Regions from separate parts of the Mus musculus genome. Here region 2 is linked to region 1. The links are chromatin loops, found by intact Hi-C in ENCODE. Cell type or tissue: left cerebral cortex. All regions are shown on one strand. Links, peaks and the distances in the headings refer to the core of each region. The heading gives the core; the rest is flanking DNA.

Region 1 (15,029 bases), core at 4,406-12,405:
ACAGTTAAACAGAGGAAAGATGGAGGCCTGAGAGGGTTGGGGTGGGGTAAGGAACAGGAAGCCTAGGGAGGCGTCTCCACTAACATGGCTGCAAGCAGATGACAGGCTAGTGGTATAGTCAGATCACTGCAGACGCCGATCCAACTGCCCTGTTTTGATCCGCTGGAAGCTGTGCCTTTTCCCTTTGCTTCCTACTGAACACCAGGGCCTGTGTGCTGGATGCAGTGTGCATCCGAATGATGTGTTCAGAGGATAGAAGACGGCAGTTGGGGGGCTGGCGAGATGGCTCAGCGGTTAAGAGCACTGACTGCTCTTCTAAAGGTCCTGAGTTCAAATCCCAGCAACCATATGGTGGCTTACAACCATCCATAATGAGATCTGACACCCTTTTCTGGGATGTCTGAAGACAGCTACAGTGCATTTACATATAATGAATAAATAAATCAAAGAGAGAAAATGACAGTTGGAAAGTGGTACAGGAGCCTGTACAAGTTTTCTAGCCCACTCTTCTTCTGAAAACACATATCCTAGAAAACATTCACCGATTTAGCAGGCAAGGTGAATTCCAGAATCCAGTATTTGGCTGTGAGAGACATTTCCAACTAGAAATGTTGAAATATCTTTAGGAAGACACCCTCTTAGCTCCACTGCTGAGAAGTGTTGCAAGCTCAAGAGACAGAGTCATAGAAGGACAGACGTGACCCTTGTGCCTCGGGTCACTGATTTCCTTATTACATAAATGTGACCTCGGTGTGGTTCGTTCCCCCCACAGGCTACAGACAGCCTGACTACTTGTGAAGTGACATTTCTGAAGTCACACTTCTCCGGCGACGCCCATGACACCAGCATGTCTCACATTGGTGTGTTCAGTATTGCTCTTCTCTCATGATGTCACATTGCACAGACACACATATTCCTGAGGAGAACGAACCATGTTTAAAACATAAGTGCGCAGCTTGTTTTCTTGCCCTGGGATTATCATTATGAAGCCATTCCCCAAATGCCTTGCTTTTCCCGTTCGTTATTTGTTTATTTATTCACTTTACATCCCGATGACAGCCCCTCCCCCATCTCTCCTTCCCCTTCTTCTCTGAGAAAGAGGAGGCTGCCCCCTCATGACACCCCCTCCTTTCCAAGTCGTTGCAGGATTAGGCGCATCCTCTCCCACTGAGGCCAGCACCCGCCCCCCCCCCCAGCACATATGTAGCAGGTGCCTTGCTTTTGGGGGACCCAAACCTTGTCATCCCTGCACGTGTGTGCCTTAAATGTATGGGCTTAAGCGTGCACCACAGATCAACAGGGAAGAACTCTCTGTGTCCATGAACCCAGGTGAGGCTTCCAAACATTTCAGACAGAGCCACCCTCCGCCTTACAGAACATCTGCCTTCCTCCGCAGCACCAGAAGCTCCCAGAAGAATGACCCCACCCCCCATCCCCAGGGAACCACCCCTCTTTACACGTCTCCGCGTAAGTTGGGGGGGGGGGCGCTAGAGAAACAGCTGTCCTCAGCCCAAGTCCATCATAAAGGAATTTACAGAAAAGAGAGGCTGACCTAGAGGGTTGCTTCCTACAAGCCTAGAGGCCCTGACATCCAACCCCTCCCCACCCCACCCCCGCTTCCCTTCCCTCCCCCGCCATGGTTGGAATGTGGGATTGTCCCGGGTTGCCGGAGCGGGTGGGGAGGAGGGGCGCTCCCCCCACCCCACCCCACCCCACCCTCGATCCGCACAGGAGCCTGTGATGTTCGGAGGCAGAGGAGGGGGAAACCCATTCTCAGAGCGGTCGGCCCACCCCAGCTACCACTTTCCCCATTGATCTGGCCAAACGAACCCGCACCTGGCTCTCCCGTGTTGTAAACACTTTTATTTTCCCTTGGGTTTATGGCCTCCCATTACAAGGCACCATGACTTGTTTAAAAGTGCGCCAAACAAAGGGCTCTGGTGATTACAGACATGCTGCTGGTTTATGGTGGTCTCCCTTTGTCTCATTTTCCCCCTCTCTCTTCCTGCCTGCCCCCCCCCCTCCCTCCAGCGCCAGGTACACAGGCCCTTTAGGAAAGCCCTTCCAGCCAGCTGCTGGGGGCTTCCGATTCCAAACATCTGGTTCCCCTCAGCGGCAAGTTGGCTAATGTGACAGGAGGTGTGTGGGACTGGGCAGTGGGAACCTGCGTGTTCTCAGGTCAGGCTTCCACATGTCACCGTGAGATGACTGTTCTGGGATGTCTCTACCACATAACCTCTGATGGGCCAGCCTAGCAATTCTGGGATAAGGAGGTCTCTGGTGTTCTGTTGGATTTTCAGCCAGACTTGGCAAGCCCACATTGCCCACAGCCACTGCTGTGGAAGTCCAGAGGATGTGCTAACTCAAGGCCTATGGGAATGAGTGTCTGGGGGATGGGCAATACCTAAATAATGTCTCATGTCCCCATAACAGCAGGGTTCCCATGGGCTGGGACAAACAGCCGGGACAACAAGCAGGTAAACACATGAAAGGGACTCAAATATTTATATACCCCGCATTCATTATTCAAATAGCCAAGAGGTGGCAATAACCAAGTGCCCATTAATAGAGAGGGATGGCTGGACAACAGGACAGCACCTATCACTGAGCTTTTTTGAAAGGAGAGAAAATGCAGTATATATTGTAGCATGCATGAGCCTTGAAGACCTAATGTTTACGGAGATAAGTTTGTCACAAAGGAGCGAGGGGTAGCAGCTCAGCTTTATAAAGACAGCAAATGCAGGGTGTTTTCTGGTGACTGTGGGAAACACTGAGAGCCGCTGTCCAGTTAGAACCAAGCTTCCAAAATGTTTGCAACTGGATGGTGGAAATGGTCCTGCACCAATGGATTTAATGCCCCCGGAGCGTACTTGCAAATGTTTTTTAAGTGGCAAGTGTTATGGAATATATGTTCTATGCTTTGTTTTGGTTTTTGTTTTTACATTGATTTTGTGGAGGGTGGCGTGGGGGGAGCACTTGAGCCACAGACTGCATGCAGAGGTTAGAGGACAATTTGTAAGAGCCAGCTCTCTCCCTCCATGTGGATGACAGGGTAGAGCTCAGGCTAGTAGGCTTTTATCATCCACAGAGCCAACTGGTCAACTTTCTCACAACATTTTAATGTGGGGGAAAAAATAAGGCTTACAAGGGAAACATTGCATTGGGTAGTTAATACATTTAAATATGTTATGTTTGGGATCTTGAGATGTTTGAATCTGTCAGCTTATAAAACATTTGTTATTTTTATAATTTCTTCTTTTTTTTCTAGGTAAATATTCGCTCGTTTTATTAGCACCACGCTCTAACCAACTGAGCTAACCGGCCAGAGACTCACTCGTTTTATTATTTTTATGCGAGTGAGTGTTTGGCCTGGATGTATGGCTGTGTCCTATATACATCCCTTGTGCACATGAAGGCCAGAAGAGGATGTTGGATCCCCTGTAATTGAACTTAAGACAGTTGTGAGCTGCCATATGGGTGCTAGGAACCAAACTTGGGTCTTCTATACGAGTGGCCGATGCTCTTATCTGCTGAGCCACCTCTTAAGCCACTAAATATTCATTTCTGTACCTCATGGCTTTTCTTTCTTTCTTTCTTTCTTTCTTTCTTTCTTTCTTTCTTTCTTTCTTTCTTTCTTTCTTTCTCCCTTTCTTTCTTTCTTTCTTTCTTTCTTTCTTTCTTTGTTTCTTTCTTTCTTTCTTTCCTCTTTCTTTCTTTCTTTCTTTCTTTCTTTCTTTCTTTCTTTCTTTCTTTCTTTTTAAAATGGAGTAAGGGTTTCTTTTTTTTTTTTTAAGATTTATTTATTTATTATATGTAAGTACACTGTAGCTGTCTTCAGACACTCCAGAAGAGGGAGTCAGATCTTCTTACAGATGGTTGTGAGCCACCATGTGGTTGCTGGGATTTGAACTCCGGACCTTCGGAAGAGCAGTCGGGTGCTCTTACCCACTGAGCCATCTCACCAGCCCTCTTTCTTTTTTTAAATTGTTTTTTTCAAATATTTTATTTTTGTTTTATGTATATGAATACACTGTCACTGCCTACAGATATACAAGAAGAGGGCTTCAGATTCCATTATAGATGGTTGTGAGCCACCTCATGGTTGCTGGGAATTGAACTCAGAACCTCTGGAAGAGCAGCCAGTGTTCTTAACTGCGAGCCATCTCTCTAGCCCCTACTTCATGGTTTTTCAATGTCAAGTTAACCTCATTATCTGAAAATAGAGGCAATAATACAGAACTTGTACAGTCATACTAAAATATATGTATAGTAGATTTGAAAATTATGAGAACCAAGTGGGGTTTTTGTTGTCATTCTTTTTAATTTAAGACCCAGGGGCAGAGAGATATAAAATAAAAGAACCCCGATGGGGCTGGTGAGATGGCTCAGTGGGTAAGAGCACCCGACTGCTCTTCCGAAGGTCAGGAGTTCAAATCCCAGCAACCACATGGTGGCTCACAACCATCCGTAACGAGATCTGGCGCCCTCTTCTGGAGTGTCTGAAGACAGCTTCAGTGTACTTACATATAATAAATAAATTAAAAAAAAAAAAAAAAAAAAAAAAAGAACCCCGATGGCTGAGTCTCCCATTAATCTTAAGTTATTCAAAGATACCAGAATGGATTTTTTTTCTTTTCTTAGCTTTCTGGTGTTTTGAGACAGGATTTCACTATAGCCCAGGCTGGCCCTAGGTCTCCAGTTCTTAGCCTCCTTGGCTTGTATCACACATGTGGCCAATAATGAATTCTTTTGTTTTGAGACAGAGTTTCTCTGTGTAGCCCTGGCTATCCTAGAACTCTCTTTGTAGACCAGGCTGGCCTTGAACTTAGAGCTCCACCTACCTCTGCCTCCCAAGTGCTGCCAGCAACATATTCTCTCTTTTTTTAAACTTTATTTTATGTGTATGAGTATCCCATTTGCATGCCAGCCAGGGAATCATATCACATTATAGATGGTCAGGTTGCTGAGAGTTGAACTCAGGACCTCTAGAAGAGTAGCCAGTGCTCTTAACTGCTGAGACATCTCTCCAGCCCCAGCCATGTATTATTAATGTCTAGCCTCCTGGAGCTTGTCTTAGTCAGTTTCCTGTTGCAGCGACAAAATACCCCACGAGGGAGTCAGTCGGTTTACAGAAGGAAGGGTTTAGTGTACTTACCACCACAGCAGGGAGGCTTGGCGGCAAACTGCAGGCTCAGTAGGAGGGGCAGGAAGCTGAGAGCTCACATTTTCAAACACAAGCTCAAAGCATCAAGAGCATTCTCAAAATGGCCATTTCTAGAGGTCAACACGCTTCCCCCCCCCACCCCCCAGCCCCAGTGACCTACGTTCTCCAGTAAAGTCACACCTTCTAGTCCTCCACAGACAATGTTACCGTAAATTGGGGGCCAAGTGTTTAACTATTTGAGCCTATGGGAGATGTTTCTTATTCGAACTGAATAGCGCTTTTTTTTTTCTCCCATTGTAGCACTGGCTAGCCTGAGACTCACTATGTAGACCAGGCTGGCTTCTGATGCGCACCCAGCCTGGACAGCATTTCTATGAGGCCGTCTATTTTAGCTGAGGTTGTGATTCTCCATCTGCGGCTGCCCTGGGGCTTTAATCTAGATCATAGATGAGCCGGGGAGTAAGGGTAGGGAGCCTTCCACACAGAGTGTGGAGTCCAGTCACATAATCCAAGAAAAGGAGTGGAGCCCCCTGATGGGCAGAGACGGAGCTGCCCCAGGCTTGCTGACTGATGTCTGTACAAACATATTTGCTTGCACCCGGTGTGACATGCCTAGGACCAGCGTGTTTCTGACTTGGGGAGTTTTTCAAATTTGGGAATGTGTCCACAGACTTGACTTGTCTAAGTTTTGGCTTCAGACTTGCATTCGGGGTGCACAACAATTACCTGGGTTTCTGGGAAACTCTCCTTCAGTGTACCATCCGTCACCCTAGAGATAGATCCCCTCTCTCTCTTAGCCCCATGAAGGACATTTAGAGTCCACAAAGCTCTCTCACACAAATCTCGTTTATTTCTAACAGTACCAGTCAATATACATTGGGTGCTTGGACTGTCTTTTGAAGATATCTCTTGACCTTAAGCTCTGTCTTTGGTGTTGGTGGTACACAGTGTTTCTTGTTCTCCATGGCAAAATGTCTCCTTTTCCATCAAAAAACAAAGCAGGTGGGAGTCCCTAAGTTTAATCCCCTGCCAACAAGAGTACAGAAGATTGCTGGTTACTGATCTCTCAAAATAGACTCTGTGGTTCCAGGTAGGTCAGCCACACCTCAGTATATGGCCCCACACCCAGAGAAGTACATGGAAGGCACAAGCTGGAGTTGGGAGAAATTTACATTTAAAAAACAAAAGGGAACTCAAATGGATGGGGAGATGAGTGTGAATTCAGAAGAAGTGAAAATAGTATTAAATATATAGTATATATTCTAAAGGATTGCTGGGCGGTGGTGGCTCAGATCTTTAATCCCAGCACTCAGGAAGCCAAGGCAGAGAGAGCTCTGAGTTTGAGGCCAGCCTGGTCTAGAGAGAGAGAGTTCTAGGACAGTCAGGACTACGTAAAACAAAAAACAAAAACAACAACAAAAATCTAAAGAGTTAATAAACTTTTATTTTCTTTTTTATTCATTTTTTAAAATTGGTTATTTTATTTATTTACAGTTCAAATGTTATCCCTCTCCCCAGTTTCCCCTCCACAAATACAATTTTATTTTCAAAAAGAATATACTTCTTGAAAAAAAAAAAACAAACAAAAAAGAATATACTAATGAGAGATTATTTTTTAAAAAACAGAATAGTTTCCTATACATAAAAACAATTAAATTTTTATGTTCTGAGCTCGTTTGAGGGGAAATAAGCCATGGTTTAAACTAACTTGGGGAAATGCCTTGTGGAGAGTTGGTGGCAGTATCACTTAGCAACTTGATCCAAATCAATGCAACCAATTGTCACATCAGTATCAAAGGAGTGCTATTGATCGTTTCTATTAGAGTAGATAGAACTGAAGGTGTTGCCCTGCCTGTGGAAATGGTATTGACCGAACTTTCATGACAGTGTGCTGCTGTCTGAGGAAGAGTCAGGTCAAGTCAGGATTTAGCATCACCTCTTTGAGGGTGTCTGCCCGGAAACATGTTCCCATGGGTTCCAAATCTGTGTCATCCAAGCTCAAAAAAAAAAAAAAAAAGAGGGGCCAGAGAGAAAGGTTAGCAGCACTGGCTACTCTTGCAGTGGATCCCAGGTTCAATTCCCAGCACCTCCATGGTACTCACAACCATCTGTAAACCTATACCCTCCCTTTTGGTTTTTGTTTTTTGTTTTTTGTTTTTTTTTTTCCAAGACAGGGTTTCTCTGTGTAGCCCTGGCTGTCTCAAACCAAAGCAAAGCAAACCGGGGGAGAGGGGGGGAGAGTTGATGTGAGAAAGTATGTTTTGGACATAAGGGTGACACAAGACACTTGAACATCTCTGAGAAACGAATCCCCAAACCAATCCCCTACAATCAATCCCCTAGCCTGAGAGGGGTGACCATAGAGGTGGGGAAAGCAATTTATAGCCACACAGCGCCACCTGCTGCTCACCACGGAGTAAAGAGCCCAGTGTGAAATCAGGGAGAGCCGTGGACTCTGAGCCCCAGATATTGAGGGAAGTTAAGTGTGGCTGTGCTAGTTTGTCCTGTGACGTGTGAGCATAAAGGCACCTCGGGGGATTGGCTGCATCTATAAATGTCTGCCAACTGGGAGCCATCTGATAAAATGGGAGGTTTGAGACACATGTTGACTCACAGACAAGGCTCTCTCCTGTGTGCTCTGTGTGTCGAGAGCGGACCAGACCAGAAAGCCAAGTAGAAAGTGGCCTTCTCTTTAATGACTCTAGGAAATGGCACTTGTAGGCACCAGACTGTCTAGGGATGGGCTTGGAGATTGAGGTATAACAAGCCTACAGCTCACTGACTCACAGGCTCCTGCTGCTAGCATTCCTTTATAGAGAAGACACAGGGGAGGGTCAAGGAAGGGTGTTTTAAGGTTTCCCTTGCCAGAACCCACAAGACCAGGTCAGTGGTTTCCAGCACTCTTCAGAGTGGGTGAGGCATCTTGGTGCCCAAGGGAGAGGAGCGGTGAGCACCATGCAGCCTGCCACTGTGTAGACAAAGCAAGCCTAAGGAGCAGTCTATAATCCTGGCAGGCCTTATTCCGTGAATGCCACTCACCCTGCTGTGTCTGCTGTCTGACATCTAGATGTCAGGGCTGGGGAGGGCTAAGGGTGCTCCGTTTCACACTCAACGCCTGTCGGGGACTTTGCAGGTGGAACCAAATATTAAACACAGGCTGCTGGACCCTTGATCTGCTCAAATGTAAGAATTTTGAAATCTACAAACACTCCCATATGGGTGAAGACACCATGTGTGGGATCTGCTGGAAGGACCGGCCCAGTATGGTTGCTGGCCCAACCTCTCTGGATCAGGAGCTGCATGTTTGGGCCTGTCAGACTCCATGTCACATCTGAATAGGATACAGACAAGCATCCCAAACCACCAGCTCCCTGTCTGGAAGGATTCCTAGTAACACACCCGTAACTAAACCGGCCCCATAACAGGGGAAGCCTAAGGCTAATGGTTCTCGACTTACAGGGGTCTGCTTGAGGGTGGCTCCTCCTGATGAGGCGAAAGCAGGTGCTTTCAGGAGAAACAGGTACTTCAGGTTTTAAATGTGGCTCTTCTCCCTGGCTAGTGACATGCAATTTGATGCTCTTTCATGACGTGGGGGGTGGGGGGCGCAGATAGCAGTGATCTCAGCTCCCAGTCTATCCTGCAACTGATACATTGGGCCACAACCACATGCTAGATCTCTTCAGGGTTGGTGGACCACAGGGTTTTCCACTTAGGGTGTGTCAGCCTGGTGTATTTTTATTGAGGCACAGCCTGGTCATTACTTACGATGCAGCTGGCAATGGTGGTGCTTTAATCCCAGCACTTGGGAGGCAGAGGCGGGTGGATTTCTGTGAATTCGAGGCCAGCCTGGTCTACAGATGGAGTTCCGGGACAGTCAGGGATACACAGAGAAACCCTGTCTTGATCTCCACCACCCAAAGATGCCAATGGCTACTGGGAGTAGACAGTGTGCCAGACTCAATTCTTAGTTCCTTAAGCTCATTAGCTGAATTAGCCCTCCCAACACGTTCCTTACCTCTATTCTATATGTGAGCACACTTGGTTGCTGCACACAGCTTAAACCACTTGAAGGGGACCCAGGACATTCAGCCCCACCAGTCCTCCTGCTAAAGCTTGTTCAAAGCAGTCTGCTCCACTTATTTCTACGGGGAACAAGAGGGTGCCCTGGTGGAATAAGGACCAAGCAGCCATAGTGACAGTGGGGCAGAGGGTGGGCACCCTTTTCGTGATCTTTCCTTTTGCCTCGGGTAGACATCTTTGCACTTTCTCCTGTGTACAAATCGTTTCAGGATTCACCTTGTTTTGCTTTTCACTTGTTTCCCTTGAGAGATCCTGAACCAAGAGGGCGGGGGGGGGGGGGTGGGGGGGAGCAGCGAGAGCCACTTCAGCAAGCCACTTCCGGTTACCTGCTGCACCCTCCGGGGCAGCCAAGCGACACAGTGGCTAGGTCAGGGCGGTCTGTTTGCTGACTGCAAACAAGGGCCCTGCTGGGGACGTCAGGGGAGCAGCTGCTGAGTGCCCAGCGAAGCTCCAGTGTGGTTTGTAAAGTAAACGGACTCTAATTTGGACAAATACGGCAGGGGCCTGGAACTCAGGACAGATAAAGTTGCAAGGAAGTGCTGACCTGGAGGGACAAGGTTTCCAGGCCCCAGTGGGAAGTGGGAGTGGCCCAGGAATGCCCTGAACCTCCCAGAACTATAGCCTGCTCACAGCCATTTGACACCTTAGGCATTAAACAGGACATTTGTAGGAGAATGGGGAGGGGAAGTGGTCCACGGAGGTATTAAGTGTCTGTTTATAGTTACATCACCTTGTAGGAAACGCAAGTTCACTTAAGTCTGAGGTTTAACATGTCTATCCTACAGCTCAGGCAGGCACGAGAACATCAACTAGGCATCAAAATTTTCCTTTATAGTTTGTGTGTGTGTGTGTGTGTGTGTGTGTGTGTGTGTGTGTGTGTGTGTAATTGTCGAAAGGGAATGGAATTTTGTAGGAGAGAGCAGAGTGGCTGGCCCAGAGTGAGTGCTCAGTAGATGGCAGCAGATGGATGGTGTCTCATTTACAAGTATTCATTCAACAAACACAGTGCTTGTAGCAGAGTCCTGCTTCCCTAGCTCAGCCACAGCCTTCACTACAGCTCTGCTCCCTTGATGCACAACATCATCATGACATTTGGAAATGTCTGGAAACGGTAACGGTAACGAACTCGTCCAATTACACAGGGTGGTCCCAGGTGCGTGGTGAAGCCACTTGGCCACACAGTCGAGGGTTGCTACTCTCCAGGCACCTGGTGAGGTCAAACTTCAACCCAAACAGCAGTTTCCTTTAGGTGCCCAAGGCCAGCTCCCTCACCTCCTTCTGACTCTGCTGAATATACTGCCTCCAACTGTTTCATGCACAGGCGACAGGCCTCATCTAGGACCAATGTCTGCCTTTCTTAGGCTCTGGGAGGAACAGTGTGACTGAACAGTTCCCCTCTTCTGAGGAAGAACTGACTGGAGAAGTGTCCATTCATCAGGAGGAATTCCACAGAGGTTATTGGAGTGCCTCGTAGCTCCCCAGGATGGGTCCCTACAGCAGGGCGTGGCACTGAAGTCAGAACTCTCCAGGACAGGAGGCATCAGAGGCTCGAGAGGGGTGACCTGTGCCGGGCAGGCAGGAAGGGTCACTGCAAAGTTTCTATGAAGTTGGCTCACTCCAGAGAGGCTCATTTCATTCCCAGTGAACCACAGAGGTGGTCCTAAGGGCTGAGTCTCCATGGTAACACTATCGTTGGGCTTACACTGCTTGCCTAGCTGTGTATCCCCTGCACCGCGTATTCACCCTTCTCCATGGCTAGCCTGGTCTCTTGCCTGGCTACAGGGCTACTGCAGGAGCTGGAATTTAAGGAACTAAATCTCAATTTCAATCTGTGATCAGTGTCACAAGTCCGCCCAGTCCTCTCCTGCAGGATAACTATAAAGTTCGGACCCCACCTGACAACCCCTGATGGGTGCCAGGTACCCTGGCAAACAAGTCCCAGTATTAGAGTAGAATCGAGGAGCCTGAGGCTGCCAGAGGAGGCCCAATTTGTTGTTTAGAAAGCAAAATATTCTCAAGATGGTTGGTGATGATGATGGCCCAAGACCACAGATGTGCCCGGTGTCATTTAAAAGTGGTTCCACTGGGCCTGGTGCCCCAGGCCTGTAACTCCAGCTACTCAAAAGTTGAAGAAGGAGGAACTCAAGTTCAAGGCCAGTTTTCTTCTCAAAAATAAAAAATGAAAAAAGAGGACTGGAGAGGTGGCTCAGCAGTCAAGAGCACTGACTACATTTCCAGAGGTCCTAAGTTCAATTCCCAGCAACCACATGATGGCTTATGACCATCTATAATGGGATCTGATGCCCTCTTCTGGTGTGTCTGATGAAAGGACAGTATACTCACATACCTAAAATAAATCTTTAAAAAAATAATTGAGAAAAGAGCTGTGACTGTAACAGGAGAGGGCTTGCCAGACATACACAAAGTCTGGGTTGAATCCCTAGTGACATATGTGCACACACATACACACATACATGCTCATGACATATATGCATGCATGCACACACAAACACATGAACGCATGCAAGCATACACACGAAAATGCCAATACAGACTCATTCAGACATGCATGCACATGCACAGATACACACATGTGCATGTATGTGGCACAGACACACTCAAAGATGCATATGCACACATACTCACATGCACACAGGTATGCATTCACACACGAATACATACATATGGTGATGGACTTTATGTTGTGTGCATTTTGTCATAATGAAGGCCATGGTCTAAATTTAAACTGAGCGAGTGGGCTAGGTTGATTGCTAGGAAGACTAGGAAGTGATCAAAAAACAAAATCTTAAAAGTCACTTCAGCATGAGGAGACAGTTGACAAGGTGACCAGGCCATAGAGACCACATGTGTATAGACCAATGGGCTACCTCTCATCTCACTGGCCCATTCAGTCACACTTCCCCCTGCTGAGTTGGGAATCTTCATAAGATGTTTGTTCTCGATGTCTCTCACACACAAATGAGTTCTGCGGCCTCTCGGGCATCTTTCCTTCCTTGTCCTCACCTCCATAAGACAGCTGATTATTTATTTATTTGTTATGCTTTTTAGGGACCTGCCTGTCTCTATCTCCTGAGTGCTGGAATCAAAGGTATGAGCCACCACTCTGACAGCCATAGGGCAGAGCTAAAAGTGACAATGAGAACCCCACACCATTGGCTCTGAACATCTGTACCATAAGGAAAGGTCACCATGGGGCTAGAGAGATGGCTCAGCAGTTAAAAGCACTGGCTGTCCTTCCAGAGGATCCAGGTTCAAGTCCCAGCACCCGCATGACAGCTCACAACTGTCTGTAACTCCAAGATCTGACTGACACCCTCACACAGACATACAGGAAAATCACCAGGGCACATACAAATAGATAAATTTAGAAAGAAAGAAAGAAAGAAAGAAAGAAAGAAAGAAAGAAAGAAAGAAAGAAAGAAAGGAAGGAAGGAAGGAAGGAAGGAAGGAAGGAAGGAAGGAAGGAAGGAAGGAAGGAAGGAAGGTTATCAGCTTAGAGCCAGAATAGAGCAACCACTCTGTTTGTTTCTGACTGATCTCAGTTTCCCCGATGTCCAGCTTACGTTCACTCTTAGAGGAGCTACACTGGGAGAATGCCGTGCCTGGAGAGAAAAGGAAGAGGGAGAGGAAAGGAGGGAAGTTCCTCTACCTCCTCATGCAGACAAAAGGACATTCCTGAAGCAGAGAGGTTAAGGCCAATGGTGCTTGCTTTCATGACCTAGCTGGGGTCAGGACAAGACCTCCTGCTGCTAATCTGAGCCAACCTCTTTCTTGCCCCCTCCCCCACCCCCCGAAACACACACACACACACACACACACACACACACACACACACACACACACACACTGAAAACTTGACCACAACAGGCCACTTGATGTTTTCAGTTCAGTCCAATTAACTCCCCACCTGGAATAACTGAACTTTTGTGTCTCCTATTTGTTTCTTTGATACCTCATGTTTGCCCCCGTGGTAAAGTAAACTTGGCAAGGATACGGAGCCTGGGTAGAAAAGGCCACGGTTTTTCTGCACGCCGATAAGCACATGACAATGCTTGCTTCATCGACAGAAAGTTCGCCGGTCTCTGTTTTTCTCCAAAGCTGCCCCCTTGCGGTGGGCCAAAAAAGCAGAGACAAAAATAGCCAGGCTCTGACATGTGTCCATCCAATCTTAGAGGAAGCCCCTAAAAGCACCATCTCCCTCAGCCCTAGCGAGGCATCTGTGGTTAGGGACTTAACCCTCAGAGAGTGGCACGGTCGGTATGCATGCTGCACAATGTACTCTCAAGGAAGGTTTGTTGAGTGGATAGACGACCTCATATCCTCATATCTACAATATCCACACTCGATCCATTCTATCCTATTGTCAAGATTTAGAAGACCCCCCCTTTACAGTTTTGAGGACCAAACACAAGGCCTTGTGCATGCCATGCAAGCCATGCGAGCCATGTGAGCAGTCTACTGCTGAGATACACCCCAGTCAGTATTGCCATTAGTTGGAAGGCGCTCTATTCTCAGTCGCTGGCGTGACAATGCCATTAGCTTATATAGACATATAAGCAGCTCACACGGGAACATTTGCCTAGCAACGTGATGCACGATGCCTTTGGTCCCAGCTCCGGGGAGGCAGAGGCAGATGGATGTCTCTGAGTTTGAGGCCAGCATGGCAGCATGGTCTATGGAGAGGGTTCTAGGACAGCTAGGACCACACAGAGGAATATATACATGTATATTAACACAGAGAGAGGGCTAGAAGCAAACCAGAACTGCACAAGCAGGATAGCTACTGTTCTTGTCTGGCAGGTATAGTCTTTTTTTCCAACACAGCAGCATGGCCAGAGAGTCATGTCACTTCCTGGACCCCCTTGGCTTTCCTCACCATCTGAACAGAGCTGAAGTCAGAACAGAGCTTCATGGAGCCCATAAGAGGCTGGAGTGCCAGTCCTTGGTGGCTGGCTTCGCAAGAGGACTTGCTTGCATCTGTTGGATTAGTGACAGCCCCTTCCAAGGGAGAAGAGAGGAACACAGCCAGAATTGCCTGTGACCTGGAACAGCTGGGCACAGCAGCTGCTGGGCCGGCTTCCCCAGTATCCAGCTGTGTTATCCTTAGCCTGGGGGAGTCTCTGAGGAATCACTTCTGCTGATGAAGGCAACAGGTACCCAGGACCAGGGATGTGGGAGTGTGATAAACAGCCCTGCGGTCATCACTCTCAATGAGTTTCAAGGACAGGGAAGACACACTGGAGCCCAGACCTCAGCTTTTCCTTCTTGGGTGGGGAATGTGCGCTTCCGTTTCCTTCCTGGCTGCTGTCAAAGCCATTTATCAAAAGACTATGCAAATAGAATTAGCCACCCCCAGGGCCATTAGTAAGCTGTTGGGCACAGCTGGCTTTGTCCCAACAAATTTCTGTTTAAAGATTTATTTATTTTAAGTATATGAGTACACTGTAGCTGTACAGATGGTTGTGAGCCTTCATGTGGTTGTTGGGAATTGAATTTAGGACCTCTGCTTGCTCCGGTCAGCCTCGCTCGCTCAGTCTCTGCTCGCTCCGGCCCGAATATTTAGTTATTATTATAAATAAATACACTGTAGCTATCTTTAGACGCACCAGAAGAGGGCATCAAATCTCATTACAGGTGCTTGTGAGCCACGATGTGGTTGCTGGAATTTGAACTCAGGACCTCTGGAAGAGCAGTCAGTGCTCTTACCCGCTGAGCCATCTCATCAGCCCCCAACTAATTTTTAATAGCCACCGTCCTAGTCTCA
Region 2 (15,029 bases), core at 4,240-12,239, 940 kb before region 1:
CAGGATATCTGCAAGCTCTTTTTAAAAGCATATCCATTGCCATTGACTTACACGACAGTAGGCTTCCCTGTGGCTTTTTTATACAGCCTTTGATTTAGGTGGCCCCTACCTCATCCTTTTGCCTCCTCCAACCTCTCCCTCATCCCTATTAGAACGCTTCCACGCCCGTATCTGTCCTCTGCTTCCAGGTTACCCTCGTTCCACTGTCCCCGCCTCTTTTGGGCATCCCCGCCTCAGTGGCCCCTTTGTAGCTTACAGGACTCTGCACGTTCTCTCAGTTAAACGCACACATCTGAACAGTCAAGACTAGGATCCACTGGGAGGGACACATGCTGTCTGTCTTTCTGTGCCTGGCTTACCTCGGATAGTATAATAGCTTTTAGCTCCATGCATCTAAAATGCAGATTTCATAATTTCATTTTTTTTCCTTTATGGCTAGATAAAATTCCGTTGTGCGTATGTGCCACATTTACATTACCCATTTATCCCCCGGTGGACTCACAGGCCGGTTGCATTTCCTAGCTATTACGAGCAGGAAGCCCAGATGAGCAAGTATCTCTGGAAGATAGAGACCATTGGGTGTTGCCAGTAATGGTCTGGCTGGATGCTGTGATAGTTCTATTTCCAGATGAAAGGCTTCTCATTTTATTTTATATTTATTGAGTGTTCTGCTCACATGTATGTATACATACCATATGCATGCCTAATACCCACAGAGTCCAGAGGAGGGCGCTGGATTCCCCGGAACTGGAGTGACAGGTGGTTGTGAGCTGCCACGGGGGTGCTGGGAGTTGAGCCTGGGGCTTCTCTAAGAGCAAGTGCCCTTAACCACTGAGCCATCTCTCCAGTTCTTATTTCTAGACTTTTGAGGAATCCCCACGCTGATTTATTTCCACAGTGGCCACAGTCTCTTGACGATCTGTCACCAGTTGCAGTCATTTGTTTGGTTGTCTGGACAGGGTCTCACTGTGTAGCCCTGGAAGTCCTGGAATTCACTACAGAGACCCCACTGACCTTAGATTCTCAGAGATCCCAGCCTGCCTCTACCTCCAGAGTGCTGGCATTAAAGACCAGAGCCCCCATGCTGGGCCTGTCCTTTGTCGTCTTGAGCTCAGCTGTTCCAAGTGAGCTGAAGTGGACTCTCTAGTCGCTTAAATTTGCATTTCCCTAGGGGCTGCTGATGCTGAAAACTTTTAAAAGTGTTTATCAGTCATTTCACTCCTTTTGAGAAGGTCTATAGTTCTTTTTTAAAAATATTAAAATGGTAATTAAACTACTAAAGCAACTTTATACATCAGCTCACTCCGTTCCTGTGTCTCCACATTTGTGCTGATCCTCCTGTGTCTCCACATTTGTGCTGATCCGTCTCCTTCAGTTGTTACAGTTTAGTTCATCTGTCCAATATAGGATTGTATCATTTTATCAATCATTGTATCAATTTCATTTTATTCTCCAGAATTACTCCCGTCAGAGCACAGGTTTTCCACTGTAAGCTGGTACCGGTTCCCTCCTTTGGCTGTTGGCTTGTCTGTGTTACCTCTCAATCCGTGATGGTTTTTCATTTGGCTTTTGCTTCTGTCCTAGAGATTGAACTCATGATCTCAGTGATGCTGAGCAGGCCCTGGACAACTGAGCTGCATCCCCAGCCCCTGTCAGGGGCAGGCTTCTGATAGAGAAGTGTTATGAATTTAGACATAACCAAATCTATCCATACTTTCCCTCCAAAACGTCCAAACATTCCTGCCTGTGTCATGCCACTGTGACAGTATTTATTCACCTGTGGGTGCACGCACAGGGTGAGATTCAGGACCAGTTCTGACCATCACATGAGTTATTCTAGTGTTCTTTCTATTGGGAAATCTGTTTTCTCCACTCGCCCACAATGCCAGCTTTGCCAAACATTTATTCTGGGCATCTCTTTCTACTCAGTTGGTCAGCTTGTCCATCTCTGAATGAAATTCTATGCTGTCTTAATAAATACAATTTTACAATATCTTCCCATCCCTGCTGGGGAGGGGCTTTCAGGGAGGGGCTTTCAACTTTCTTAGACGTCTGGTGGACTTTCTGGACCTTGGGTTTTTCATATAAATGTCAAGATTAAGTTACTAAGGTTATTTGGATTCGAGTTCACTCTATGGCACTTGAGGAAAACAGACATCTTTAGAATGGAACCTGTCTGTTCCTGTGGCATGCTTCTCCATCGGCCGGTGTGGACTTTGTGTGCATTTCAGCCAATTCTATAGAGTTCTAGACGATTTTCTCAAAATATTCAAGATAGATTTATTCCCAGGCCCCTTATGTTGTATAGTACCATAAATGGTGCCCTTTTACAATGGAAATCTGCTTCTCTCCCTCTCCCTCCCTCCCTCCCTCTCTCTCTCTCTCTCTCTCTCTCTCCCTCTCTCCCTCTCTCCCTCCCTCCCTCCCTCCCTCCCTCTCCCTCCCTCCCTCCCTCCCTCCCTCCCTCCCTCCCTCCCTCCCTCCCTCTCTCTCTCTCTTTCTCTCTCTCTCTCTCTCTCTCTCTCTCTCTCTCTCTCTCTCTCTCGTGTGTGTGTGTGTGTGTGTGTGTGTGTGTGTGTGTGTGTGTGTGTGTGTAGTATGCGTATTTGCACACAAGTGAGTTGTGTGTTCATGGACGCACGTGGGCACTGGTGCCCGTGGAGGCTGTAGATTCTTCCTCCGTTCCTCTCCACTGTCTTCATGGAGACCGTCTCTCATTTGGCCCGGGAGCTCTCGGATCCGGCTAGTTGAGCTAGGCAGCTTGCTCTGGGGAGTCCCGGTCGTCACCTCCCGAGTGCCGGGGCTACAGGTGTGTCTTACCACACACACTCAGCATTCACACATGTCCTGGGCATCCCAATTCCCCTCGTTATGTTTGATGAGCAACGTATTACTGGCTGAGTCACATCCCAGATTCTCTTATTGTTTGTGGAAGTTTTCTATGTAGACAACCTTTAATACTCTAGTGCTAAATATAAGATAAATTAAACATAATAAAAATAAATATATAAATATAATAAACATGAAATAAATATAAATTAAAATAAATAATGCTAGCTTGTTTTGCTTTTTTTTTTTGGTCTCACTTTTCCTTTCCAAATCTTAACACTCCTTCACACTCCGCTGTTGCAGTCAGGGTTCGGGGATGACGCCTGGATCTTCAGCATTGAAATTATGGGCCTCACCTTATTCCTCATTTGTGAAGGAAATGCTTTTAGCTTGTTTGTGAAGCATGATGTTCAGGGGAGATGTTTTTAAAGATACAGTTTATTACTTATGCTAAGAACTCCCCCCATCTTTGTTTGACTAAGGCACTTTAGTTTGTTTTATTATAAACAGGTTGTAGGGTTTTCCTGGATTGAAAAGAAAAGCCTTGTTTTGAAATGACCATGTTTTTACCTCTTTTAATCTGTTAATGTACATGTTTTCTAATACTGCAGTAATCTTTCACTCCTGAAGTAAGCCTTGTTAATCATTATCTTTCGCACACACTTGAGTGTGCAGCAGAGAGAGATGCTAACACACTTAAGACTTTGAATCTGTAATCAAGATTGGAGTTGATGGTTCTCCTGTCTGGGTAACACGGAAAGGGTCCACAGCTGGTTCACAGCTGGTCAGCAGTAGGTGTGTGTCTCTTTTCGTAGGATGAGTTATCTGTTCCTGCAGTCTCGGGAAGCTGGCCTGTAAAACTGCCCCGACCCGTGTCTTCTTCGTAGGAACTCTTTTAGCCACTGATGTTGATTAAAGTGTATAATGTGTTAGCTTCCAGGGGTGCAGTGCTTGTCAGTGTGGTTCTTATCTTTGTGGGGTTTCAGCTTTGTGGGGTGGCGGCAACACAGCCATCAAGTAACCAAGTGTCTTTGTATTTTTTTCTTCTTGTTGATATGGTTAAAATACTCTGATGAAAGCAATTCAGGGGAGAAAGGGCTTATTCTGGGTTTTAGTTCCCTGTTACAAATAAAAATAAGACAGTGTTCAACCCATTAATGATGTATGTCAAACAAGGACAGTAAATAGCGTCTATCAAATACCTCCCAAAACACTGGGGAACGCTCCTTCTGCTACATCCACACAGCCTTGTTGGACTTGGCTTGGACTTAGCTTTGTAAGCTATTGCTGCAGTCTGACTACTATGTGGAGTAGCTGGGAACTCCAAGATGTTTCCTTCGCACTCACCTATCGTGGATGATGAATTTGGCAGTTTGGCTAGAGGGTGGGAGAGGGTGGAAGAGGAGAGAAAGGGAAGGACTGGAAGAGGGGTGGGAGGGGGAGAAGAGAGACTGCGGTGGTGGTGGTGGTGGAGCAGAACACAGACCACAGAGAGGAAAGGGCAAGGCAGGGAGGGAGGGAGGAAGGGAGGGAGGGAGGGAGGGAGGGAGGAAGGGAGGGAGGGAGGGAGGGAGGGACATTTCCCACTATTCTCCCTCTATCTCCCAGCCAACTCAGCTGTTCCCCCACCCCCACACCAGCATATCTTTTGAAAAGGAGAAGTGTGCAGGTGGCCACTGAGGCAGAGACACACCTGTGACCCAGAACCTCTCTGCAAAAAGAGAGACCCCTTGTAAAGTACCTGCTTTGATTGTGTCTGAGCACAACTGTGTCCCCTGCTGACACACAAACCAGAGTATCTGTGGAGTGATCTAGGTTCCAGTGGCTCACTCTCAAAAATCCCAGGACTTGCGGGGGAGGGTGCTGAAACAAGACAACTGCCATAAGTTCAAGGCCAGCCTGGACTACAGGATGGGGCTCTATCTCCAAACAGGCAAGCAGGGCTGGGAAGTCGCTCAGTGAGTAAAATGCCTGACAGGCTGCAAGATGACCAAAGAATTCACATCCTCAGCATCCATCTCAAAAGCCAGGTGGCCGAGTGCATCCCTAATCAAGGGGTGCTGGGGACAGTGAGGCGGGAGTGTTGGAGAAACAGGGAAATCCCTGAAGCTGGCTGGCCAATCAGCAGTGCCGAGATCTTTCCCAAAAGATCAAATGGAGTGTAGGTGAAGACAGTGGAAGTCAATCTCTAGCCTCCATGTGCAAACACACATGCATTTACATCCCCCCTCACACTACATTCAAACATTTACAAAAAAAGGGGTAGGGCTGGGGCTGGAGAGATGGCTCAGCAGTTAAGAGCACTGACTGCTCTTCTAGAGGTCCTCAGTTCAATTCCCAGCAACCACATAGTGGCTCATAACCATCTATAATGAAAATCTGGTGTCCCCTTCTGGCATGCAAGCATACATGCATGGAGAACAGAAAGAAAGAAAAAAAGAAAAAAAGAAAGAAAGAAAGAAAGGAAGGAAGGAAGGAAGGAAGAGAAAGAAAGAAAGAAAGAAAGAAAGAAAGAAAGAAAGAAAGAAAGAAAGAAAGAAAGAAAACACTTGGGAGGCAGAAGAAGGCGGATTTCTGAGTTTCAGGCCAGCCTGGTCTACAGAGTGAGTTCCAGGACAGCCAGGGCTATACAGAGAAACCCTGTCTTGAAAAAAACAAAAGAGTGAGAGGGAGAGGGAGGAGGAGGAGGAGGAGGAAGAAAACCTTAAAGGGCTGAGATGGCTCAGTGGGTAGAGCATCTGCCATGCAAACACAAAAATCTGAGCCCAGTGTCCCAGACCTACACAAAGCCAGACACAGATGCATAGATCTATAATCCCAACACTCCTATTGAGATGGGAGGTGAGGCAGGATTTCTGGAAGCTCATGACCCAGTAAGCTTGGTGTACACAGAGCCAAAAGTGCAAGTCGAGAGTGAACACCTGAGCTTGTCCTCTGACCTCTACATATGCACGTCTGTGTTAACATGAACATGTAGACATTCATACTCCCTGCTCTGGCAGCATACACACCCACACACATATACCGTACATGTATAGGGCATACACACACAGACATATACACACACACACCACACACAAACACATACACCATGTGCACACATCATACTCCCTCATACATACACTATACACAACACACACACACACACACACTGCAGAACCGCAGACATATACCTAAAACACACCATACATTCACACAAACACATAACTCGCCATATGCAGCACACGGCATAGGCACATGCGATACATGTACTTGAGTGCATGCACACACACACACTCACTCATGCACGCACGCACTAGGAGCCTGGGCTGTTGTTGCTCAGTGATAAAATGCTCCCTGGCTTTGGCTCCTCCCCCCTCCCCCGGATATTCTTGAAAGATGTATTAATCTCATTCATCGCTGCTACATTTCCCTCTTGGTCACTATAAGAAATCCTAAATCAAATTCATCATGGGAAGACAACATGCTGAAGGAGTAGTCTGTGTGGTAGCCAGGTCCTATGATGAAGATGTGGTAGCTTAGAAACTGTGCCCTCTGCCTTGGAATGGCCCCACAGTCGAATAGATTCCTCAAAATACAAAGCTCTCTTTTTCTGCACACCTCCCAGTACCCGGTTGATGTAGCCCAACCATCAGAGTGTCACCTGCTTTTAAAATAATGGCCGTGATCACACCAAGCAGGACAGACCTCTCAGCAAGCACCCAGCAGTCATTGTCACCATGAGGAGGGTGGCTGCACTTTTTCCTCCTTCCACGGTCTCTGGAGTTAAAGTGGGGGTCAACCTGAGGTGATTTTACACAGGAGGGTTATTCAGTATTACTACAACAAATGCCTTGCTCCCCCGCCCTGACCATGGAAGGACATCATTCACAGGGCAGGGTGGGAAAATCAGAGAAGAAGTCCTTTCTGCTCCTTTCTGCTCCGATCCCTGTACTTCAGAACTGCTGACCTCAAAAGGGTTTCCAAGAAGAAACAGGGCTTATTTTTCTTTTAGAAGCAGCCTGATTTCCTTGTATGCTTAGATGCACACGAGGAGAAGAAGAGGAAAAAAAAAAAAAAGAGTCGCTCACAGTTCTATATTTAGTTTGTAGAAACAAAGCGAAGAGTCAGAGAACCTGTCAGGGGCATCCCAGATATAGCTTTATCTAGATAACGTGCATATTAAAAGAACCTCAAGTTCTATTTCTGGGCTGCAGTTGTGAAGTTGGAGCAGCAGCTGCCTCCTCACTCATAAATTGGCAGATCAGGATGTGACCGGTCACAAAGAACCTTCCCACAGAGATATCACCAAGTGTCCCCTCATTTAGAATCCGCCCGGCCTTGGGCCAATGTTCCAAAGAAAGGGTGAAATCAGCATTGAATGGAAATTCATAGACTCAGGCTAGGTGAGAATGCTATCTGTGTTGAGGATTTAACTGAAGTGCTCTGGAAAGCAAATTAAAGCCTATGTATGGAACGTGGGATACAGTTTAAAAATAAAAGAACAACTTGAAAATATTCTCTTTCCTGATCCAAAGCCAAGTTTGTCTCCAGAGGGGGAAAAAAAAACTCTACTAGTTGATCTGATACAATTGATCCACTTAAAGGATTTGATCCTTAAAGGGTTTGTTTTTCCTGAATCTTCTCTTTATAAAGCGGGGGGGGGGGGGGGGGGTGTCTCCTGCCCTCTGACACTGTTTTGAGACAGGTCTCACTATGTAACCCTGGCTGGCCTGGAACTCCCCATGTAGAGCAGGTTGGCCTTGAATTCCCCAAGATCTGCCTGCCTCTGCCTCTCAGCAGGGCTCATATAAAAGCCAGATCATGGTGAGTGGGTGCACTGAGAGAAGCAGTTCAGTCATTGAGAAATGCAGCAAGCATGCAGCTGCAGACTTCTCAGAGTTGAGCTGAGTAAGCACTATGCAGGGAAAAAAAAATCTGAGGGAGTCCCCCTTCTCCATCATTTTGGATAAGGTGTGCTCATGCTAAAGGCACCAATCATGTGCTACCTTCTACGCGTTCAGGATAGCACGTTTCCCAGCTCTGTGAACCCAAGGTGTGGGAAACCTTTGCCTTGGTGGGAGTAGGTCAGTAGAAACTTCTGGACTCCTTCAATAACCCTCAGAATCCCTTAAAGTGAAAGTACTTGTTATTTGCCATTAGCAAATAAAACAAACAGCATTCTGTTTGATCTCTGGGAAGCCCTTTCTTGTTAAGGTAACAGTCGGTCTGACTTTCATGTTTCAGTATTCATTGTCGGTTTAATTATTTTTTAAAAGTTTTGTTTTAAACTATTAAAGTTTTTCAGCGCTTCAGATAAACATGGTTGGCTTTGTTAAAGATTAAAAATAAATTTCCCACAAAGCAGCAAAATGTGGCAAAGATAATATACCTCATGGGGTCGGCCTGTTCCCAAACACGATTCTCAGGGGGCCCCTCTGGACAACAGCCTCGTCATTCGTGTTCTGAGAAGTTCTGGAAGCCCCCCAACTCTAACCCACCCAACCTATCCCGGAACTAGCAAAGTATTGGGCGGGGGGGGGGGGGGGTCACCACCAAAGAGGAGAATCTCAGGGAGGCATGTTTTATCTGTTCTTAGGCTGTCAATCTTTTCCAAGATACACTGATGCTAACCTTGTAATGGCTTCTTTCAAACAGAGAGCAGTCTGGGAGAACTGATAGAACCAACACACCTCTGCACAGAGCTGCTGTCAAAGGACTCCTCTTAATTCCGTTTGAGAACAATCTAGAAGATCACTTTGAAAAACGTCATTCAGGCTACTTGAGCTTTGGTTGAAATCTTTTCCAACTAAGACTTCCATTTTGAAAAAAATTAAGAGACTGGGATCTGGAGAGAGCCTCAGAGGCTAAGAGCACTTGCACTGTGGCAGAGGACCTGGGTTAGGTTCCCAGCACTCACTCACGGGGCAAGCTGACAACTCTTTGTAACTCTCGTTCCAGGGGACACAATGCCCTCTTGTGGCCTCTACGGGCATCAGGCTTAATACCGTGCACATACATGCCTGTGAGCAAACACTCATACTCATAAAGTAACATTTAAAAATCTAAAAAATAAAATTAGTGACAGATGGGCTTCCATCAGTGACTCATTTTCCAGGCTCACTACCCAGCATCTGAGAACATCGTTTCCATAGTCTTCTTTCTTCCTGTCCCAGTACAGTGCCTCTAGTTTCTAGAGTGGATTGGAGTCCCTGTCTCTAGGGTGTTTGGGATTAGAGGGAATGTTCGTGCAGTTCTCAAAGACGACGGTAGGTGGCGATAAAAAGACGCGGCTCTGGGCTGGCGCTCTTTTCTGAATGTCCTAAATCAAGTGCTCACAAAATGTAAAGAGCACTGATATGATGGAGGGACAGACTGAAAACTCAGCTCGCGAGGTCTGTTCCTTCCCTATGTCCCTAGGACCCGGCTTTCCACTTTCAAATGAAAAACAGCTCTTCCCCCCCAACTGAGAATTCCACTGCATTGAAAGAAATGAATGGAACCATTGCAAAGGATTTTTAGCACCTCAATGCCGGTGAAGTCACAACGCAAATGGCCAGTGCTGTTCGCTGATACAAACCAAAGTTGTATACATGTGAGGAATTCAATAGTGTATAAACCATTTAGAACTTCCAAGAGTTCACTTACAGATCCAGTCCTAGTCTCAAATTCCTGGAAGGAAATATTGTCCAAAGGGAATACGGAGATAAAGTTTCTAAGGTTTTGCTCTAAGGGAACAGTTAGTCCAGGGGATTACCCCAAGATATAAAACGGAGCCCCTATGGTGGAGCTTAGCTCGGGCGCACATGATTGGCCGTCAGAAAGGAATGGAGTTTGGATTTGCTGGATGGAACAAAGGGAGTTTATTCCTTATTCTTTCCCAGGACCCCAAATTGACAATTGGTCAGCTAAATGAAATTGTTGGAGAAGGTTATGGGAATAAGAAAAGAGAGAGAGAGAGAGATTTGGAGATTTAGAGAGTTACTTGTCTGAGCATATTGTTGTTCTGGCTCTGAGCCAGCGAACGGTCAGTGGAAAGCAGACGAGGGGAGTTAATTCAAGGCTGAGCCTTCACATAAACTGGAATTGTGTAATCTTGGAGTTAGAGATCATGTGTCCTGACTGCTCTCCAAAAGCAAAAGTCCCCAGAACATGTCTGGAGGCAGGGCTGAAAGTCCCCAGAACATCTATGGAGGCGGGATTCTGGGACATTCAAAACAGAGACACAGACATCGTTCCAGAAAAGCTCACTCCAGCATTCCTTACACCAACAAAGACCCTGGGGTGCATGGACGTATATGTGGAGTTCCAGGAATTCAGCACAAGATCTGTAAATGTTTGTCTTTTCATTTGGACAATGATTTTTAACATGAATACCCCTCCCCCAGTTTTCGAGCAGTTTTGGGTATTAAGTGTAACCAAACAAAACAAAACAAAAAATTTTTTGAGACAAGTTTTCACTTTGTAGCCCAGGCTGGTCTCAAACTCACAACCCACCCCCTGCTCCACCTTCAAGTGTTGAGACTACAGGTGCATGCTGCCACGCCTAGGGTGGGGTCCCTCTTTTGAGCATCAAGGTGGCACATTTGTCACAGTTGGTAAGAAAGCACAGGAGAGTGAGCTCGTACTAACGGGCTTCAGGGAAGGCCGGAAGATGGCTCAGTTAGTAACGTGCTTACCATACAGGCCTGAGGAATTGGGTGGTCTCTCAGAACCTATGTAGATAAGAAACCCACACATAGCAGTGTGCATCTGTAGTCCCAGCACAGGGGAAGCAGAGATGGAGATCTGTGGATCCGTGAGTGAGGCCAGCCTAGGACAATCAATAAGCTCCAGGTTCAGTGAGAGACCTGGTCTCAAAAACTAGGATGGAAGCCGGGCAGTGGTGGCACATGGCTTTAATCCCAGCACTCGGGAGGCAGACACAGAGATGGATCTGTGTGTGTTCAAGGCCAGGCCTGGTCTACAGAGAGTTCCAGGACAGTCAGGACTACACAGAGAAGCCCTGTCTCAAAAGAAAAAAAAAATCAAACCAAAAATCTAAGACAGAAAGTGATCAAGGAAGATATTCCATGTCAGCCTATGGCTTCCTCATATATGAACACCTATGAGCACACATATACATGCATAAAAGCATACATATATGCACACAAACACACAGATACACACACACACACACACACACACACACACACACACAAAGGGCCTAGGAAGATCTATGTGAGCTCACTGGAGTCAGCCTGTGCCCAACCATTGCTCCCTAGAAGGGGATCTTCTAGGCAGGACAGAGTGGAGGGCAGGGACTTATCGGAGGGAGACAGACAGACGTCCAACAAGGAGGTTATTCTCCTCTCGGCCTAAGGGATAGTTCTGTTTAAAGAATGGAGGTCCAGGGTACCTGCCCAAACTGAATGAGTGAGTGGTGGGGTCAGATGGGCTTGAGTGCTCATTCCAGAAATGGGTTCTCTCTCTCTCTCTCTCTCTCTCTCTCTCTCTCTCTCTCTCTCTTTTTACATCAGCTCAAAGAGTGTTCCTGGATTCTCAGTTCACCTTTATTTTCCATCTGAAGCCGTCCTCATGGCTGTATCACGGCCCTCATGTGAAATTTTGGTAGGCAGAGTTTAGAGACCTAATAAATCCCATAGAACAAGGCATGGCTGTTGCATGATCCTATACTTGTAATTAAGCCGTCACCCTAAATAACAGAGTGCATTGCACACTCTCGGGGTTCCTGATTCTCACACAAGTTTCTGCTTGGCTTGTTACACAAAACAAAACAAAACAAAACATAACAACAAAAAAGGAAACGTTTTGTTAAGAACATAGCATTCCATCCCCCGATATTGGGATACTCTATGCCTTTTTTCTTTTCTTTTTTTTTTTTTTTAAGGTTTGGGATTTGAATAATTGAGGGACCTGTTGGCAGGGTGCCCCTCCATTTTGTAGCAACCTAACCATCTATTCGGTAAGAAAGGACTAGGTAAGTTCTGATTCCATTATGAAATATGCAGAAATTAACCCCTGACGTGTAAAAACTCTGTGGCAACCAGGAAGTGTCTGGGCTATAATTAGTGTTGCTTGAACACAGAAGGACAGCATACACTCTGGATCCGCCCATGCCACTTAAGGCATTAGATGTGTCTCAAACAAGTTCCAGCCAATCACCCTAAGTGTGGCCACCCACACTTCCTTCTCCTCCTTCTTCAGTCTTCAGACTGTGGGAATTGATGTGAGTACCCCAGCTCTGTTGACCCAGAGCAGTATAATGTGAGCTTTGCACTGTGTGTCCAGAATTCCTTGGAGGAAATCACTCAATAAATATACTCGGATGACAGCCTCCTCTTCCCTGTCTCACTAGCCTGGAATTCTAATAGTGTCTATGCTTCCCGAAAAGCATCGTGACACGTCTGTTTCTGGGAAAACACAAGGAGACGCTGACTCAGGGGTATAGATTATTCCAACTTCCCCCCATATAGATAACATGTTTGTGCAGAGATGGGTCGGCACTCACAGGAGGTGTGGGAGGATGGTGACAGTGCTTGGTACCCTAAACTGCCCAAAATGTCGTATTCATCTTTTTACAATGTTTGTGTTTGATATTTTAAGGAGCAACACAAAACATCTGTGCTCCCAAAGTCAAATTCTCAGAAAGATCCAAACAGAAATGAGAAATAGTGCTGTCGGAGGGGTGGCAAGACGACTCAGTAGGTTAAGACACTGTATGATCCTTTGAGGCTCTGAGCTTGGTTCCTGAAACCCTCGAAAAGTCAGATGTGTCTACCATCCTAGGATTCTATTGAAAGATAGAAGGTAGAGACAGAATGGATGTGAGTTTCCAATTATCCTGGGTTCGTCAGACAGTGAAAATACAGAGACCCTGTCTCAATAAGATGAAAAGGGTAAAACCATTCTAGAAAGTTGTTCTCTGACCTCACACAAAAACTTCAAGCACATGTTTCACACATACACACACACAAACTACACAAATGCTAATAACAAATAAAAATCTTAGATGTAGCTTTTGGAAAGATAAGAAGTCCCTAGAATGGTCATTGACATGAAGAGAAGAAAGAGTAGGGACCTTGAAGTTCCTGGGTGACAATGGGGTGTGTGACCTTGCAGAGCCCAGAAAACAGGCCAGAGCACATGCAAAGAAATCTATGGAAATCCAAAGTCTGCAGTTTTTAGTGCCCTGGAGCGAAATAAAAAGATGTTTTTGAGAAGAATCGTTAAACACAACACAGTCTACATTCCTTCTCGGTTCCTGTCAACCCTCCTGATTCCTTCACACATGGATAAGATCATTTTGGCTTTCAAAATGCTGGTTTACAGTTTCTATGCTACGAGATTCTTAGGCTCACTGGTGAGTTTTCTCTCTCAAACCTATTTTTAATTGGAAGAGGCAAGTTTAGTTATCTTGTTTCCAGGAACATTCTAGCAGGCTTAGCAACTCACATTTTATTAGTCTCTGACCTCCTCTATTGAACTCTGGCCTAAAAAGAAACTGTATAAATGTATAGTTAATCTCCCTGCAAAGGGAATCTAAACATATGTCTGAACAGCTTCTACATGTGAAAGCAGGCTGGGGGAGCACATGGCCTCACAGAAAAACATCTAGTAGTTTTTGAGAATTTCTTCCCCCTCTAACTCTTCACATGACCCTTCCCCCACTCCCTCTCAAACTCATGACTACTTCTTCTATATTTATTATTGCTACACACACACAGACATTATATGTGTGTGCCATTTGCATGCGCAAGCGCACACACACACACACACACACACACACTGAGGTCATTTAGTGTTGCTGTCTGTGCACCTGTTTAGGGCTGACCTCCGCGTTACTTTTGAGATGGGAGTGGATACTTACTGGATCCAAGAGGATAAGTGCACTATTTGAAAGGCTAATCAACCCAACCTACAAGCTTTTCCTCTCTAAGAGGCACAGAGTGGGCGGAGTAACTTTCTAGCAGAGAAATGGGGACGGAAGATCCTTTTCCTTTCTCCCTGCCCTTGCTCTTTCATTCACAGCAAGTCTGACAAGAGCTGGGTGACATCGTGGGGGAGAGGGGGGAGGGGAAGGGGGGAGGGACGGGAGCGTCTGGTCTAGGCTGGAATCCTGAATAAGCTGCCAGGACTGGCTGGGAAGGTCTTGGGTGAGTTCCTTCACTTCCTTGTCCCTGACTTTTCATGCTCTGAAAAGGGGGAAGTAGCGTAAGACAATGGCCAAGAGAACACCGCCTTCCTGGTGTCTGAAGGTGGAGAGCAGCCAAAACAGCCACCAGCAACTGTGTGGGAAAATTACACAGCAGAGAAGAAGGCCTGACTGTAGCTATGTGAGACACAGTGAGTCAACCTACGGGACAGGAGACGAATAAATGAATGAATGAAGTTCAAAATAAAAGTAAAGAGTAGACATTTGAGGTATAAACTGGAAGAAACAAGGAAATACAAAATTTTGCAAAATGGCTCCACATGGGCAGAGCCAGGGAAGGGGCACCGGAGTGAGTGGGGCTATTGTTAATGCTGTATTTCTTGAGATCATCTTATTACTCGGAATATGGGTAAGTAGGGGCAGCTGAGGACACAGCTATTGCAGAGGACCAGGGTTCAATTCCCAGCACCCACATAGTGACTCACTACCATTTGGAACTCCAGTTCCAGAGGATATGATGTCTTCTTCTGGTTTCCTTGGATAACGCATGCACGTAGTGCACAGGCATACAAGCAGAGGAAAACAAAACAAGACAAAAACAAAACCCCCAAATATATAAGTAAATATAAAAATATGGATAACTAAAAGGTGGGTGAAGGAGAACCATGCTTGGGACAAAAACGGAAACTGAAGACTCGGATGAACTCAATGGTGTTGGCGTTAAAGTTAAAGGAGACAGAATCGGCAACTTAGTATCCACCACAGTACAGAGTACAATACAAAGTGCTTTGTTGATGTGAATTCAAGTGAGAAAAGTTACTGTGTGCATTATTAAGAAGAAAAACAGGAAGCACATATGACACACACACACCCAAACCTTAAAGTGTATCATGATATGTGACACAGATGACAGTGGTCATTAGAGGCCACACTCCACATTCCCTGGCAAGTTACCAGCACAGGACCTTAATGGAAAAGGATGGGGCAGCATGCATCGAACACTAGACAGTGCTTGGCACCATGTGTTAGTGTTAGAAGTAAACAGCATGCTGTCACAGCTCAAAGT

Evidence for each region. A loop is a pair of places that touch in the nucleus more often than their neighbours do. Peaks named below come from ENCODE experiments on the same cell type or tissue, not always from the same donor. Only the 100,000 strongest peaks of a DNase experiment are listed, where the experiment ranks them.
Region 2: it touches region 1 in a loop (2.5-fold over the local background); 2 of 42 quality-filtered maps call a loop at or near these places.

What each region holds. Positions count from the first base shown.
Region 1 is chr5:146,907,121-146,922,149 of GRCm38, reverse strand. No RefSeq gene overlaps it. Among named protein-coding and RNA genes, the nearest start is that of Gm10858, 18 kb to the right of the region's middle. In left cerebral cortex, for the core only: CTCF peaks have their summits at 4,514 (motif pointing left), 5,707 (motif pointing left) and 7,569 (motif pointing left); a DNase peak (open chromatin) is centred at 7,587.
Region 2 is chr5:147,842,406-147,857,434 of GRCm38, reverse strand. No RefSeq gene overlaps it. Among named protein-coding and RNA genes, the nearest start is that of Pomp, 11 kb to the left of the region's middle. In left cerebral cortex, for the core only: CTCF peaks have their summits at 8,874 and 9,073; DNase peaks (open chromatin) are centred at 7,110 and 9,076; H3K27ac peaks cover 1,680 bases.